2 separate regions of the Homo sapiens genome follow, and region 1 is linked to region 2. Evidence: chromatin contacts called from ENCODE Hi-C or POLR2A ChIA-PET data. All regions are on one chromosome and are shown on one strand. Each heading gives the region's core, a stretch centred on a gene start or an enhancer-like site at or near the end of the contact. The rest is flanking DNA. Distances are from core to core; before and after follow the strand shown. Region 1 holds the start of LINC01433 (long intergenic non-protein coding RNA 1433). Region 2 overlaps PANK2 (pantothenate kinase 2).

Region 1 (4,564 bases), core at 156-2,655, 270 kb before region 2:
GAATATGAAAGAAAAAGGAGTTGATGATGGCCCAGGTGTTTGCCCTGGGCCAAATGGTGGTACCACTTACTCAAATGTGGAAGACCAAGGGTAGATTAGATTTAGGAAGAAGCAGAATTTCTGCTTTAAATATGTTAAGTCCCTGGAAAGATTCTGCAGGCAGTGTTGTTATTTGCTTTGCTTCGGCCAGCAGGTGTGGCTCTGTTTTTTTCCAGCAGCAACTGATGGTGGCCCAGCCGTAGCTGTAGACTGAATGCTGATTGGAATTGTGTCAATTGGCTTTAACAAAACAGGGGGTAAGAGAGTTGAGGGTATTAGAAAGAGACCCAGTGAAATGACAGACCAAATGTAAAACTCCAGTCCTGGAACCAATTTTAATTAGTTTGAACTGATCAGAAGTGACAGAAGCCTAACCCAAACTAATTTGAGCAAAAGAGGAGGAACCAATGGCTCAAGTAACAGAAAGCACACCCAAGTAGCTCATAGAAGAGAAGAAAGAGCTTCAAGGCATAATAAAGTGGCCACATGACCTTGAACTGGGGATGAAAGACAGCTGTGTAACCCCATGTGCCCCATGTATGGGAGTGGGATGGTAGCAGATCTAAGACAAAAGGGAGTAGCTGGGACTACAGTGAAATGGAGAGGGAATACCCAATCCAACGCATTGAAATTGCACAAACACAGAGTTTGCAGAAATAAAATGTGCCTAACACTTTGCATTCTCTGAGAGAGATCCAGGCTTTGAACGTTCTGGCAAAATCGGTGTTAAACAATCACCGCTAGAATCATGGGAAGTGAGAAGACTTTTGTACCTACCAGTCTCAAGCTGAACAGTATGAAACAGGGCAGTGAACGACCCCCTTTTTTAATATTAAATACATAACACAAGATTAGATGTCCTGGCTGCCACCTTAGTAGAGCAACAACTCTGCCTGCGTGTTGATGGCTTGATTGTCCTACACAAATAAGGAGTCTCAACAAACAGCCCAGCCAGTCATTATAAAGAATACAGCCTTCTGTAACTCTACCATTAAGTTTGGCAGACCACTAATTAGACAGGCAATTCTCAAGAACTGAACCAGCAGCCTAACTCACTCTGCACCTTGGAGTTACCCTTGAGCTCACCCCCAACAGGACCTAGTAAGTTAAGGTGACTCAAACTAGAGGTGCTTCACTCCTACATTTGTTTGCAGGAGGGGCAGACACTCCAGGCAGCTCCCAAGAAATAGGATATAACATATTACTCACCTGTCATACAGCAGCAAAGGCAGCAAGAGACAGCGCCTGCCAAATACCCCAGGCCCTTGGAGGACACAGTTCTGAGGTTTGCACAAAGCCACAGCTAAATACCTTCACCTGAAGTCCCTGATGCCCACAGCACGAGAAACCATGCAACCAATTCTCCATAGAACCTGGTGCAGGAAAGAACTTTCCTCTCCTGTGAACTTCTACCAGGCAATGGGAATTTTATAGGAATCATTGGCATGGGTGTTGGCCTGAGCGTGCCACATTTGCCACTTCTGATAGAGCCCTTTGGGTTTCAATCTATGCCAAGTCTATTGTGAAACTTCATCACAGCATGAAACATATCCTGTGTTCCTTGTACGTCATACCTCCTCACTTCTGAATGGCTCTTGCTCTTCCTTGCTCATCTGTAGTGAGTGAGTTTGGTTTTTGGAACTGTCAATCATAAATGGTATCCACATTATGCAATTATTGATGTGGAGGCAGCACACTGCAGGAGGTGCCCCCTCTGGCGCCTGTCCCTGCCTGTGTGTCCAAAGGCTCCCCCTCGGCTTCCTCCCCGGGTTGCTCCCTTCCCCACGAGGTCATGTCCTCTCCAAGCCGAGTAGCCTTGCATGGCCTCCCCGAGGTCCTTCCGAGAACCTCCATTTCCTCTGCTGTGGAACAATCCCAACCCCTCTTTCGTGGTTGCAGATGCAGAGAGGATAAGGGGATACAGGCAATGGAGCTGGTAAACAGTGACATCCTATATTAATTTGAGGTCACTGCTTATCACCAGGCAGCCAGTGGGGCCTAAGAGGGCCCCTCCTCCCTTTATCTGCTCTCAGATGTGTCATCTCTGCTGCAAGGAGGAAATTAGCTGGGCCAATATGACCATGTTTTGGAATGGGAGAATGGAGGGAGGCATTCTCAGACTCTTGAAACTTTCTTCCATGTATAACTTGATGCATTTTTACCAACGTGTATGCCCATGCAACCGCCACCCAGATCAAGATGTGGAACACTTCCGTTACCCCAGGAAGTGCCCCCATCCCACTCCTGCCCAGCCGCCACCCCCAGCCCCTCATTTCCAACACAGTAGATTAGTTTTGCAAGTTCTTGAACGTTACATAAAAGAAATCATATAGTACATAGCCTTTTGTCCGGCTTCTTTAACTCAACATAATGTTTTGAGGGTTTTTGTTGTGTTGTTGTTGTTGCTGTTGCTGTTTTGAGATGGAATCTTGCTCTGTTGCTCAGGCTGGAGTGCAGTGGCATGATCACAGCTCACTGCGGACTCAACCTTCTGGGTTCAAGCATTTCTCCCACCTCAGCCTCCCCAGTAGCTGAGACTATAGGCACGCACCACCATGCCCAGCTAATTTCTGTATTTTTTGTGGAGACGGGGTTTCGCCTTGTTGCCCAGGCTGGTCTTGAACTCCTGAGCTCAAGCAATCCACCTGCCTTGGCCTCTCAAAGTGCTGGGGGTACATGAGCCATCATACCCTGCCAACATAACATTTTTGAGGTTAATCCATGTTGTTGCAAATATCCATTCCTTTTATTTATTGCTATATAGTATTCCATTGTGTGAGTGCACTGGAATTCATTCTACTGTTGATGGACATCTGGGCAGCTTCCAGTTTTTTAGCTGTTAGGGTCCATGTTACTGTGGACACATTGGTATATATGTTTGGTGAGCACCTGCACGCCTTTCTCTTGGGTGTATACCCAGGGGTGGGAACGCTGGCAAGCACATGGCCAGTTTTAGCTGACTCCGCCACAGTCCCCCAGTGTGGTCGTACCACACCCACTCTCTCCAGCAATGGCCTTAAGCTTTTTTGGTGGCACCAGCCTCTTCTTTTCATCATACAATAGAACGAGCCTACACCACGCAGTCAGACAGACTTCAGCTCATGTCTCGGCACCTCTGAGCAACCCTGGGCAAGTTACTTAACTTCTCTGAGGTTTCACTTGCCCACAGGAATAAATAAAGCCTGAGTTGGCATCACTGTCAAATCAGTATCACATTCACATGGCATAGTGCCAGGCAATTGGCACTAAGTGAATATTCTCTCCCTCCCTCTTACCCACCCATGAAGCTCCCTGAAGTGCAGTCACCAAGTAAACATTTCCAGACCTTTCACCCCACCATGGAGTCCTTTAAAATTCCTCTGCCTATACACTGAGAACCTATTTATCACTTTCTTCCCCGATACTTATGTGATGGGGCTGCTTGTCTCCATCCCACTGCAGTGGATGGGGAAATCCAACAACTGAGGAGTCAGAAGCAGACAGCAGACTATGAGTCATGGAAGGTAACAGGTAATAGAAGGTGGCTTCCATAAAGTGACCCTGGGCCAGGGAGGAGACAGACATGCTTTGACCAAAGTAAGGTCCAAATTTACATTGTCTGCTTATGTACCATTACAGAAAGATGTCCAAGACATATTGTGGGTTTTTTTGATTTTTTATTTGTTTTTCTGTTTGTTTTTGAGACAGAGTTTCACTCTTGTTGCCCAGGCTGGAGTTCAATGGCGCGATCTCGGCTCGCTGCAACCTCCACCTCCTGGGTTCAAGCAATTCTCCTGCCTCAGCCTCCCGAGTAGCTGGGATTACAGGTATGCATCACCACACCCGGCTTATTTTTTGTACTTTTAGTAGAGACAGGGTTTCACCATGTTGGCCAGGCTTGTCTTGAACTCCTGACCTCAGGTGATCCACCCGCCTTGGCCTCTCAAGGTGCTGGGACTACAGGTGTGAGCCACCGCGCCCAGCCTACAGGACATATTGTTAACTAAAACAAGCAAAATCAGGACAAGATGAATACTTTGGTGCTTTTGTATAAAAAGGAGGGAGAAGAGTGTTTTTATATTGACTTACATCTAGGAATGGATACCCCTAGGGCTGTGGGAGAGGCAACAGTGACTGGGGACACTGTGAGAGGGAACATTTCAGTGTATTGTATCCACGTGGACAGCTTTTGGGCTTAAACTACATGAACAGATCATCTATTCAGACAATTTTTCATATATAGGCTGGGCATAGTGGCTACGCCTGTAATCCCAACACCTTGGGAGTCCGAGGCGGGTGGATCACCTGAGGTCAGGAGTTTGAGACCAGTCTGGCCAATATAGCAAAACCCCAACTCTATTTAAAATAGAAAAATTAGCTGGGCATGGTGGTTCGTGCCTTAATCCCAGCTACTCGGGAAGCTGAGGCAGGAGAATCGCTTGAGCCTGGGAGGTGGAGGTTGCAGTGAGCCGGGATCATGCCACTGCACTCCAGCCTAAGCAACTGAGTGAAACTCCGTCTCAAAAAAAAAAAAAATTCATATATA
Region 2 (4,231 bases), core at 1,038-3,537:
GTGATACCAGACAAGTGTATTCAAGGAACGCTCCTACTAATGTGGGAAGAGCCATCCCAGAAATCAGAATACAAAATGTGAACCCAGAATTGGGGGATGTTTTTGCAATCACACTCCTGTTGAGTAAGACATATTTTCATTTTATTGCAACATACTGAAATTTTAGTTTTCTGTACAAATCAGAATCTGCAGTCCCTCCCTTACCCCAAATGCCCAGCTAATCCAAGAGCACAACCAGATTTTTCTGATTGACTTTCTATCTGCGACAGGATGCTCAAGATCAGGCTCTGTAGCTGACAGCAGTGGCACAGGCCTCTCCCAGCTCTGAGCAGCCTCTGCAGGTGCCTGGACAGCTGCTGGCCCCTCCCCTACCTTGGCCAGTTCCAAGTGAGGACCAGTGGTGATGTGTGGCTGCAACTGTTGTGGTCACTTAGGCAAGCTCTTGTGTCTTTGATGCAGGAGTTTGAGCAGCAGCAACTGAAGGCTTCTATTTTGTGGGGCAGACATCTTAGCTACTGAGCAAGTGCACAGTGAGTCTCATGTGGATATGCCTGAATGTCCAGCGTCAGTTCATGGAGCTACTCCCTTTCCCTCCCAACTTTTCGTTGTTGTTGAGACAGGGTCTTGTTACCCAGACTGGAGTGCAGTGGCACCATTGTAGCTCACTGCAGCCTCAACTTCCTGGACTCAAGTGATCCTCCCGCCTCAGTCTGTAGCTGCGTCTACAGGTGCACACCAGCACACCTGGCTAATTTTCGTAATTATTTTTTTGTAGAGACAGGTCTCAACTCACTATGTTGCCCAGGCTGGCCTCCTCACTCTGTGCACACACTTTGAAAAGAAAATGCTTCTGGTCGGGCGCGATGGCTCACGCCTGTAATCCCAACATCCCAGCACTTTGGGAGGCCGAGGCAGGCGGATCACCTTAGGTCAAGAGTTCAAGACCAGCCTGACCAATATGGTGAAACCCCCTCTACTAAAAATACAAAAATTTGCCGGGTGTGGTGACGCATGCCTGTAATCCCAGCCACTCAGGAGGCTGGGACAGGAGAATTGATTGAACCCGGGAGACAGAAGTTGCAGTGAGCCAAGATCCCCACTGCACTCCAGCCTGGGCAACAGAGCGAGACTCCGTCTCAAAAAAACACACAAGAAAAGAAAATGCTTCCTACAGAATTTTCCCTTTATGCCTTGTTTTCCATTTGACAACAGAAATTACCCCAACAATTTTTTTTTTTTTTTTTTTTTTTTTTTTTTTTGAGACGGAGTCTCGCTCTGTCACCCAGGCTGGAATGCAGTGGCACGATCTTGGCCCACTGCAAGCTCCGCCTCCCAGGTTCACGCCATTCTCCCGCCTCGGGAGCTGGGACAACAGGTGCCCGCCACCACGCTCGGCTAATTTTTTGTATTTTTAGTACAGACGGAGTTTCACCGTGTTAGCCAGGATGGTCTCGATCTCCTGACCTCGTGATGCACCTGCCTTGACCTCCCAAAGTGCTGGGATTACAGGCGTGAGCCACTGCGCCCGGCCAATAATTTTTTTAGTTTAAGTTCATTTTTGTCCCCGCTGATGAAAGTTAGAGCTGCTTCCTCCAGGCAGCCCTGGGAGTAGGGGCACAGACTTGTGCCTCGCTTCCCAGCAGCTGCCCAGTGCCTCTGTCCACACCCACCTCCCTGGTGTACTTGCCCCCTACAGCAGCAGCCCAGATCCTCCCCTGGATTAAAATTGCAACTGGTGCCCTAACCCAAAACTTGAGAAAAAATTCTCTATCACATCCACTCTTCTGGCATTTGTAGAATCTCTGGCCCTGGGTGTGTCTTTTCCTGTAGCTGTTACAGATTTCTTAAGCAGATTTCTTAAGCAGATGGACATGTCCAGATTCATGCCTAAATATCCAGTTGATAACTGGAAAATGCTGGTTCACGGTTCTTTAGTAAAGATTAATAAGGGATCCCCATGTGCTGGGGAGTGTGCTTCCATTTGAGTGGGGATATCAGAAGAAAAAGAGGGGCTTGTGTAGTAAACCTTACTTTGCCAATTCAGCTGTAGAGCCCAAATTGTTACAAGATGCAAAGATGTACTCCACTTTTTGACCAAGCATCAGCACCTTTGGCTTACCATCCAGTCCTTACTTCTGTGACTGTAAGGGCCCCACCAGTGTCAGCAGACTTGTTTGTGCTTTGGGGGAACTCTCTTCTCAGCTCCCTTTGCCAGTCCCAAGCCTGGTGGATCTGCATCTCACGCCCACTGCACACCGTTCCTCTCCATCTGCCCTTCCCTCCCAGGCCCCCGGTCGGGGGAGCAGGTGTGGCAAGTGTTAGGAACTCCCTTCTGGTGACAGCTGGTCTTCCTAGAGTGTTGCTGGTAACTATCGCCTCTTGGTCTTCTGACATCATTGCCAGGAACGGGGCACTTTTTCGTCTTGTAGTTTGGCCCTCGGGTTTCCTCACTAGGTATTGTGTAACTCCCTCAAAAAAAGGTTTATGAAATGCTGAACCTCAGGTTTCATAGACGTCTTTGTACACTAAAAATTCTGCAGCAGAATATTTTTAAACATTCGCAGTTTTTTGTAAGCTATATTTTTGTATATTTAATTGCTATTTTAAAATTTTAATGCATTTTGCTAATCACTCCTCAAAAATAAAACATGCATGTAATTGACTCAAACGTGTAAATAAAAGCAAATTTTGAAAAATAGTGTTGTGCATATGCCTTTGAACAGAGGGAACATCCATGTGCCACTTACGCAAGCACCTTCAGCAAGACTTGGAAACTCAAGGTGAGTAATTCTATCAGAGCTGGTAACTAGTACTGAGTGATTGTGATGGAAGCCCCTGCCCTTCCTGTGGCATAGTGTGCAAGCGGGGGTGGGGTCAGTGGTGAAGAGTGTGTCAGGCCACCACAGCCAGAGAACAGAGAATCCTGGAATGCAGAGTACAGTGGAGTCTGAAGCCCCCTGGCCTCCCTGAGCTCTGCAAACAGCTGGATACAGATAAGCAGTCTTCCACGTGAACGCCAGCACCAGGGTGACCTGAAATAGCGGATTTTTTTTTTTTTTTTTTTTTGAGACAGTCTTGCTGTCACCCAGGCTGGAGTGCAGTGCAGCAATCTCGGCTCACTGCAGCAACCTCTGCCTCCCAGGTTCAAGCAACTGTCTGCCTCAGCCTCTCGAGTACCTGGGATTACAGGCACGCACCACCATTCCCGGCTAATTATTTTTGTATTTTCAGTAGAGACGGGGTTTCACCATGTTGTCCAGGCTGGTCTTGAACTCCTGACCTCAGGTGATCCACCCGCCTTGGCCTTCCAAAGTGCTGGGATTACAGGCATGAGCCATTGCACCTGGCCAAAGTAGTGGAACTGAGCCTGTTTCCTCCACAGGCCACACCACCCTGCAAAGAGTTGCCCCCACCCCAAGCCCCTAGCTATATCCCAGGCCTGGAAATAACTAGTGTCAGGAGAAAAAACGTCCAAAGCCTTCCTGTGTGGCCGTTGCTGCTCTCCTCACCACCCCTCACTAGGACCGAGTGGCTTCCCAGCTTCCATCAAGGCCAGCCACGATCTTGCAACCAATTGTGGGCAACCTCAATTCAGATGCCTAGAGAGCTCCTCTTCTCAGTCCCCTGAGCCACAGGCCCCTGGCCAGCCTCTCCCTGAGCAGTCGTTTTCTTTGCAGCTTCCTCCGTCACTGCTCAACTCTCGGTTATTTTTCTCACCCTACCTTAGAACTCATGAAATCCCCCTTGCTTTGCCCACCTACATGCATATCATTCTCAGCTCTGTATCTCCAACCCAAATACCCAGTGCTTATTTGGAGTCTCAAAATCACGTAGTCCACAAATGAGCCCAGGTGCCCTCTTGTATCTCTCCTCCCTCCCCTGTATCCAGTCACCACTTCCCAACACAGCCCTCTAAGCATCTCTCCATTCTGGCCATCCACTTCTCCCCTCTCCATTCTGGCCACCCACCTCCCATCTTAGTTCAGGCCTTCCTTTCTCACCTGGACCACGGTCACAGCCCCCTTCATGGCCACTAGTGGAGGGCAGACTGAAAGGGACAGCTGCTAAGACAGGGAAGTGGCAATGGTAACAGCAGAGTTTATGGGCACCTCACAACCTGAAGGTGGTGAGACGGCAGTAAGCTGGGATGAGGATGTGGGCACTGCTGCACAGAGATCAACAAATGCAGAGAGAAGGCAGTGTCTCGGGGCTGGAGCTCAGAGGTAAGGGG

What was found. A loop is a pair of places that touch in the nucleus more often than their neighbours do. ChIA-PET counts read pairs that join two places held with the same protein, here RNA polymerase II (POLR2A).
Region 1: a loop to region 2 is called in a map of K562, with 4 times the contacts of the local background. The contact joins the promoter of LINC01433 here to the enhancer-like site in region 2. A Hi-C loop is called at or near these places in 1 of 168 maps with a recorded cell type or tissue (K562). POLR2A ChIA-PET finds 5 or more read pairs at or near these places in 1 of 52 experiments (activated CD4-positive, alpha-beta T cell).

What each region holds. Positions count from the first base shown.
Region 1 is chr20:4,189,931-4,194,494 of GRCh38, reverse strand. LINC01433 (long intergenic non-protein coding RNA 1433) reads right to left here and starts at 1,405. Exons shown (of 3, transcript NR_033917.1): 1 at 1,249-1,405.
Region 2 is chr20:3,925,776-3,930,006 of GRCh38, reverse strand. It overlaps PANK2 (pantothenate kinase 2), which reads right to left. Exons shown (of 7, transcript NM_001386393.1): 7 at 120-4,231. RNF24 (ring finger protein 24) reads left to right here. Exons shown (of 6, transcript NM_001134337.3): 6 at 1-2,696. Among named protein-coding and RNA genes, the nearest start is that of MIR103B2, 10 kb to the right of the region's middle. RefSeq lists enhancers at 164-333, 3,802-3,971. Within about 2 kb of position 2,287, at least 9 of the 41 ENCODE cell types and tissues checked have a DNase peak (open chromatin) inside an H3K27ac peak, as active enhancers do.